Regions from separate parts of the Homo sapiens genome. Here region 2 is linked to region 1. The links are chromatin contacts, found by Hi-C or POLR2A ChIA-PET in ENCODE. All regions are on one chromosome and are shown on one strand. The core of a region is the stretch at or near the end of the contact, and the rest is flanking DNA. Distances in the headings are between cores, read along the strand shown.

Region 1 (4,019 bases), core at 605-3,104:
CCCAAAATGTGTGTGAATGATTGCCGCAGATCTGGCAGCTCCTCTGACTGGCCTGTATCTTGAGGAGTCATAGAAACCACTCCCCAGACTTCTTTGCCAGCACACTGTCATGATCCTGAAGGAAAAAGGGTATCTGGTTTCAGGCAGACACCTGGCCAACTGGTTGGCATGGCTACTTGGGACAGAGTAACTGTCAGTCAAGAACCATAGGCAGGCCGGGCACGGTGGCTCATGCCTGTAATCCTAGCACTTTGGGAGGCCTGGGCTGGTGGATCACTTGAGGTCAGGAGTTCCAGACCAGCCTGGCCAACATGGTGAAACCCTGTCTCTACTAACAATACAAAAATTAGCCAAGCATAGTGGCAGGCGCCTGTAATCCCAGCTACTTGGAAGGCTGAGGCAAGAGAATCACTTGAACCCTGGAGGTAGAGGTTGCAGTGAGCCGAGAATTGTGCCACTGCACTCCAGCCTGGGCGACTGGGCCAGACGCCATGTCAAAAAAAAAAAGAAAAAGAAAAAAAGAAAAATAAAATAACTATAGGCAGACTATATCTTAGGAAAAGTTGGCTGGAGAAAGAAGCACATATAGAGGATGAATTGGGATTTGTTGCTGTGAAGCGTAAAAGTGCCACTCACAGCAATGCTGTTAAGATCGTTAGCAACAGTTCTCTCTCTCTCTCTCTCAAGTGTTACATTGGAAAATAACTTCTGCAAGAAGGATTGGGACATAGTCCTAAACATATTTCAGTCAACTCGTAAAATCGGAGGAACTTCATAATACCGCTTTTCTCCCAGAACTCCAAAATACCAAGGAATTTTGCAGAAAAACTAAGTATACCTTGGTGGATGTTGAAACCAACATAGCAGTGGAATGTTGGCAGAGTAAAATTCTACAATTTTCTGCTATGACAGAGAACCTAGAGACCAGTCTACAACTCTCACTGTACAGATGGGAAAACTGAGACTAGTCTAAGTCCACATAGTTAGTGGCAAAATTTAGAGTAAAACTCAGGTCTCTAGGCTGGTATTTATTTATTTATTTATGTATGTATTTATTTAATTTACTTTTGAGACAGAGTCTCGATCTGTCACCCAGGGTGGAGTGCACTGGTGCGATCTTGGCTTGTTGCAGCCTCCGCCTCCCGGATTCAAGCGATTCTTGTGCCTCAGCCTCCTGAGTAACTGGGATTACAGGCATGTGCAACCATGCTTAGCTAATTTTTGTATTTTTACTAGAGACCGGGTTTCACCATTTTGGCCAGGCTGGTCTGGAACTCCTGACCTCAAGTGATCCGCCCGCCTGGGCCTCCCAATGTGCTGGGATTACAGGCGTGAGCCACCACGCCTGGCCAGGCTGGTACTAATTTAAAAGGCAGGGCCCCTGGTTACCTGCCACAAAAGCAGATTTTTTCAACCCAACTGTAACTGTTTCGATATGAGATATTTCCTCTGTAGCCCTGCTTCAGTGTCCAGTGTTTTACTAGGTTAGGTCCTGATTCACGGCAATAAAAATATACTTAAAATCGCATTTTCAGTTCACTGGATGACTACAATCAAGCTGCCACCCGCCGAGGGGAGCAAAATAAAATTCCTCTTGCAGTGAAGACATACCGCTTCCGGTCTGGTACAGAAGCCGGTTAGCAACCAGGAAATTGGCGGAACCTAGAGGCTGAACTCTTGCCCCTGGAGGGTTTGCTTTGTGAAAAGAACACTTCCGGCCGGTGAGTTTTTAACCCCGCATGTCATTAGGTCGGCGCCCAATTCTGACGTTCCGATTGGCCATGCTGACGCTGGAAGGCGGGCTTGCGTATGGGGTCACGCTCTCCTATTGGCTGCTGGTGCGGTGGCGGTTCGGAGTGAGGGTAGCACGCTGAGCTGAAGGCTGTGCGGAGCGGCGCGGCACAGAGCCTGTTGTTGAGCTCAGTATGTCGTGGGAATCCGGGGCCGGGCCAGGTCTAGGTTCCCAGGGGATGGATCTCGTGTGGAGTGCGTGGTACGGAAAGTGCGTTAAAGGGAAAGGGTCGTTGCCACTCTCGGCCCACGGCATCGTGGTCGCCTGGCTCAGCAGGGCCGAGTGGGACCAGGTGACGGTTTATCTGTTCTGTGACGACCATAAGTTGCAGCGGTACGCGCTTAACCGCATCACGGTGTGGAGGAGCAGGTAAGGTGGCGGGTTCGGCCCTTTTGCCTGCGTGCTGGTGGCGCTGCACCTCTTCCTTTGTCGAGTTTCTATAAGGCCCTGTTCTCCAGTCTTCCCCTAAGTCGCCTAAAGTTGTCCCTCTCCCAAATGCCTGGGGGAACGCGGCAGCCATCTCTTGCGCTAATCCCGTTAGCGGAATGGAAAGTAAGGGGTTGTGCCTCAACAATTCTCTTGTTATATCTGTGAGGTTTACCCATTACCTCCAAAAAGTGACTTTCTCCCAACTTGGAGAGGATGCCGGAGGGACTAGTGAGGCCTGAGCCAGGGCTTAAGGAGTAGATTAGTACCCTAGGGTAGATTTCCGATTCCAATGGGGAGGAAGTCTTGCCTGCAAGACAGTGTTTGAGTGGGGCGCCTCAGTCCAGTTGGTAAGATTGAGTTGGGAGCCGACTTACAAGGGATAAGGGGCTCCTCTAGCTCAATGAGTTGATTTGGGGGTGAAAGAAAGGGGTGTGTCCACACAACTGTTGATGGACAGTCTACCAGTTAGGTGTCCTGTATACGGCCTAGTCAGCTCCTCATGCCCTGTATACTGTTGGATCCCACAGACATTACCGTGTCTCCTCCCACCTTCTTGTTTTGTGTCTGTTCATGCTCTCTTGAACCAGAATATGATGGGTGTAGCCTGCAACAACCTAGGTTCTGAGGTGGAGGGTGGACCAGTGTAAGGGCTCTTTATGATGGTGCTGGACTGTGACCCTTTAGGTCAGGCAACGAACTCCCTCTGGCAGTGGCTTCTACTGCTGACCTGATACGCTGTAAGCTCTTGGATGTAACTGGTGGCTTGGGCACTGATGAACTTAGACTGCTCTATGGCATGGCATTGGTCAGGTAAGACCTGCATGGGGTAGGGGTGGAGGTTGGCTTTGGGGACTGGAGGCAGGGGAGGCATGTGATAAGCAAAACTTGGCTTCAGGTGTTACCTGAAGCAAAACCCTGCGTGTACCTCACTGTGGATCAGCCTGTGATTATTGCTTGACTTATCAGCTTTTGGTACCCTCGTCAACGCATTCCTCTTTTTCTTCCTTTTTCCTGAAAGCCTTCTCTTCCATTTTTCTTTCTATCTTGGAATGTGGAGGAAGGGATTCAGACCAGGTGATCTCTGTGGGTCTCTTGGTGGTCTGATATTTTTTCTTACCTTTGAATTCCTCACCCAGAGGAACTTGTCTGAATGGCTCAGGGTCCTCGCCTGTGATTTAATGTGGACTTTCCAACCCTGTCCCTGTCTATTCCTAGCACTACCCTTTTCCCCTTCTCTCCCTCATGAACACTGAAAGATTGCTGAGTTATGGAAGTGGAGACATGGGCTGGGAATTCCTGACTTACAAAGTGACTCATAATGGTTCTAGCTGTATACACGTCGGAAAAAAAGGTTGCTACTGAGTTTTCATATCTGTCAAAGTCTTTGCTTATCTATTTCCCCTTGTCTGCCTTGAGATCCTCCCTTTCTCTTCTTATTTTCTCCATTGGTTAGCTGTGCTCCCCATTATCTGATGTAGTCCTTTGCAGCATTTATAACATATTATGTTCTAGCCTAATATGTTACATTGTATCATTATTATTTATCCTAGACCGAACTGTTCAAGGCTAGAGCAGTGTCTTATTCATCTGTATGGCTTCATTATAGGGCAGACTCTCATTAAATGTTGGAATGGATGGAACTGTCCCTGCTCTGGCTGACACACCAGCTGTAGGAATAGGACAGGACAGTCGGTGGAAAAGTGGAAATGCAGGGTTTCAGTAACTCAGCAAAGTGTTTGGAATAAAATGGTTCCTTGGGCTGTGCCACTTATTTCTCCCTCAACTCCAGGTTTGTGAA
Region 2 (4,019 bases), core at 645-3,144, 170 kb before region 1:
CTGCACTCCAGCCTGGGCAACATAGTGAGACCCTGTCTCACAAAAAGAAATGATAAATGTTTGAGATGGTGAGTATGCTAATTACTCTGATCTGATCACTATATATTGTATATATCAAAACACTGCTATGTACCCCATAAATATGTACAATTTATGTATGCATTTATTATGATGTGTCAGGTTAAAAAAATCAAAATTAGGCTGGGTACAGCAGCTCACACCTGTAAATCCCAACACTTTGGGAGACCAAGGTGGGAGGACAGCTTGAAGCCAGAAGCTAGAGATCATCCTGGGCAATATAGCAAGACCATCTCTATTTAAAAAAAAAAATCAAGTTAAAAAATAATAAAAATTTTAAAATTAAAAATTAGAAAAAAACTAAGTCATGAGGACAAGGCCATTGGTCTATGCTCTCCTGTTTTCTGTGTACGTGTCAGAGGTAGCAGGGAGTAAGGGTAGTAACAGCTGGGGCCTGAAAGTGATAGATAGGATAGAAGTCCTGATCAAAGAAGGTCCCTTTGTTCTCTCTTAGATTAATCAGGGATTCAAGAGTGCAAGATGGGCTGCAGGCCCAGACCCACTGCCACAGAGGGCCCACTGGATGCTCACCCTTAGTAGGCACCCATGGTCTTCTTTTCGGGCCTAGACGCTGCTCTCTCCCTAAAGAGAAGACAGTGGTCTTGTTTGGGAGGAAAGAACCTAAAAATGAAGTTTCCAAAGTTGGCAGAAAATTCCCAGCCAGTCCTTCAGTTTGACAGGAATACAGGAGCTGACCCGGATGGGGTAGCATTTCAAGATGTAGTCCCCAGAAGAGAACTGTTTATATGCCTAGATCCCTGCCTAAGCCAGGCCCTGAGGATCTAGGCACAGCATGAGGTTAAAGACTGTGTCTCAGAAGAACATTAAGGTTTGAAGGAACAATAACAAAATGTCTGCATGTGTGTTTGGGGAAGGAGGAGTGTCATCCTCTCACATGCACTGGCCCTCCCACCTGTTGCCCAAGAACAATAAGCCCACTGTTATTTACTGAGCAATTCAACATAGACGCTTCCCACACCAAGCACTTCACTAAGCACAAACAAACTCATCTCGGTGGTACACTGTCCAAAGCCTTCAACAAACTGGGTTCTCTCTCATGTCTCCAGTTAGCTGGGCTGAGACACAAAAGTAACCAGGCCAGATGCTACCTCTGTCTTGGCACCAGCAGCTGAGAGGTACTTTGGTGTCTGGGCCTGCCAGTTTCAAATAAGCAACCCTCTCTTTGCCTATCATCAGAAGCACCCAGGTGAGCTGTAGCCCAGCTACAGCAAAAGGGATTAGCAATGGTTTCCCCTCACCTACCCCATGTCACTGAACTATAAGATGGCTCTTTCCTGGAGAGAAGTTTGGAAGAGTCAGAGAGAAAAGCAGAGAGTAAGTCAAATAATTACAAGTAACTTGCCTGGAGCATGGACCTCCGAGCTGAGGGGATGAACATTACCATCCCCACTTCATAGATGAGAAAACTGAAGTGCATAGAGGCAGGTGACAGAAGGATGGAAATGAACACTTACTGAATGCCAACAATGTGTCGGCCTCATCACACACAGTCTCACTTAACATCACTGAGGTCACATTTACTCAGCCAACAAGTAGTGGAGGCGGGTCTTCTGGACATTCCTGGAGCTCCTTCCACAACTCCACCCACCTCTCCTGTCATGTTGTCTTCAGACACTGGCTTGGCAACTATTTTGGCTAAGACTCAAACATTCTGGCATAGGAAGCCTGGGCACATCTGGGAAGCACTGCTTGGGAAGGTCCCCTTGTCTCACTGGGGCAGAGGTTGTGAGTCAGCCCAGTTGGGTCTGAGCTCAATGACCTCATTTCCACCTGCCACCTCCCCAGGGGGCCACCCCTGCTGGGCTTTCAGTGGGGCTGCTGGTGTAGAGAAGAAGGCAAGTATAAGTGGGGCAGGGGAGCCAGAAGAAGGATGTGCCCTACCAACGCAATCCCAGAGTTCTAGTATCTTCCTTGGCCAGAGAATAGTCATCACAGCGTCACTCACACTGCCTTCATCAGGTCGGAAGCTAAACTCCATTGTTTAGGCTCCAGTTCCCACCATTTCCTGCTACTAAGAGTGGGGCCAAGGCAGGGCAGGGCAGGTCCTGGTCTGTTTTGCCTCTCTGGATGACAGCACTGTCTCAACTAGCTTTTTTCCATAAGAGGGAAAACAAGGTTTGCTTTGAATCTTTAGCCTAGGGGCCATTCTGCTCCTCCTCCTCTTCCTTCACTGACTAACTCACTTCTCAGCAAGTCAGCCTCTTCCCTGTTGACTTGGAAGTGGTAACTGGTACAGTTATCTGCTAGGACCTCTTCCAGACTCTCAATACAGCCCATAAAACCTGACTGGGGTTAACCTTTCCTATGCCTGTGCCTTTTCCCAGTAGCTTCTAGAAAGGAGAACAACACCCAACCTCACTCACACCTTAATGGGTTAGCAGTATTTCTTCAACCACTCCAACTGCTCCAGAGGGCGTCAGAGACAAGGGTCCCCTTTCATTTGTTTTGACCCAGCCCTGTCATCCGAAGCTCCTCAAGAAGCATTTCAACTGGAAGACAAGGGCACACTGGAAACTGAGAGTTACTCCTCCAATTACCATATGTGTGAGGGTTAGCAATGGAAATATAACCACCTTGTCCCTGTGGGAGCAGAGTTCAGGTCAGAGGTGAAAATTGAAAGAAAAAAATCAGAAACAGTGATGTCACTTTAGCAAGTTAGTTTCTTCGTTAATCCAGCCGTAATTGCATGGCCTTTTGTTCAACCTCAGGCCCAGGTAAACCCCTCTTGTTTTTCTCTCCACACGTGAAAGTCAGGAAGAAAACCATCTGCTTAGTGTCTGAACCTAACTTCAGTTCTTACTTTCAAAATCACCTTAGCCAAACCATACCCCCAGGGCAAATACTCTCCAGCCCCAACTCATCTCTCCTTCTTAGGCACATGGGCTGACACACCAGCTCCTTAGCATGGCCATTCCTCTTTTTACATTTTCTCATTATTTCAACCCATGCATCCTAGAATCTCATATGGCTTCTCCCTTCTGAACTTCAACTTGTCCTCTAAGAAAATAAACAGTCCAGAATCCCAAACTGTCAGACCTGAAAAAGACGTCAGAGATCACTCGATTCGAACCTTGCAACATACAGCTGGGGAAACTGAGGTCCAAAGAAAGGTAGGCACTGGCCCAGAGCCACACAGCTGCTAGGCAGTGTGGGAGGAGGGGCTAAAAACCTGGCTTTTGAGGCTGGGCGCGGTGGCTCACACTTGTAATCCCAGCACTTTGGGAGGCCAAGGTGGGAGGATCACCTGAGGTCAGGAGTTCGAGACCAGCCTGACCAATATGGTGACATCCTGTTTCTCCTAAAAATACAAAAAATTAGCCAGGCATGGTGTTGTGTGCCTGTTGTCCCAGCTACTAGGGCGGCTGAGACAGGAAAATTGCTTGAACCCGGGAAGCGGAGATTGCAGTGAGCCAAGATTGCGCCACTGCACTCCAGCCTGGGTGACGGAGCAAGACTCCATCTCAAAAAAAAAAAAAAAACCTGGCTTTTGATCCACTAGCCTATTTAGTAAGCCATAGTGCCAGCCTGACATTTAGAAAACAGTAGATACTTCAAGCATACTATTATTGATCTAAAAAAAAAACTATGTGGAGGAGGCTGGATCAATTTGTTTCCGTGAAAAACTCCAAGCTGGCACTGCTTGGAAGTTTAGCTTTCAACAGAGGGCAGGCCTAACTTTCAGGATCTGAGACAATCACCACCACCCATTCTAGGGAGACTAAATATTTTATAACACCATGGAAGGAGAACTCAGAGAGCCCTGTTTCCAGAACTGTTTTCTTTGGAAAAACTTGAATAGCAACTGGTTGGGAAGGCCCCCAGTAATAGGCATAGCCAAGACTCAAGCTGGGGATTGAGGAGGGCACAGAGCAGAGAAAGAGGAAGGGAATTTGAGTAATGGGTTCATATCCAGGCAGCCA

Evidence for each region. A loop is a pair of places that touch in the nucleus more often than their neighbours do. ChIA-PET counts read pairs that join two places held with the same protein, here RNA polymerase II (POLR2A). Pooled maps may share reads with other maps.
Region 2: a loop to region 1 is called in a pooled map, with 4 times the contacts of the local background. The contact joins the enhancer-like site here to the promoter of LAS1L in region 1. A Hi-C loop is called at or near these places in 1 of 37 single-sample maps with no recorded cell type and 7 of 50 pooled maps. POLR2A ChIA-PET finds 5 or more read pairs at or near these places in 2 of 52 experiments (A549 and endothelial cell of umbilical vein).

The regions. Positions count from the first base shown.
Region 1 is chrX:65,532,622-65,536,640 of GRCh38, reverse strand. LAS1L (LAS1 like ribosome biogenesis factor) reads left to right here and starts at 1,854. Exons shown (of 14, transcript NM_031206.7): 1 at 1,854-2,161; 2 at 2,906-3,031; 3 at 4,011-4,019. The coding sequence starts at 1,926. RefSeq lists an enhancer at 1,580-1,759.
Region 2 is chrX:65,704,331-65,708,349 of GRCh38, reverse strand. All of the region lies in intron 1 of MSN (moesin), which reads right to left. Among named protein-coding and RNA genes, the nearest start is that of MSN, 39 kb to the right of the region's middle. RefSeq lists an enhancer at 1,705-1,764. Within about 2 kb of position 1,894, at least 20 of the 41 ENCODE cell types and tissues checked have a DNase peak (open chromatin) inside an H3K27ac peak, as active enhancers do; they include endothelial cell of umbilical vein, where a contact is called at or near this core.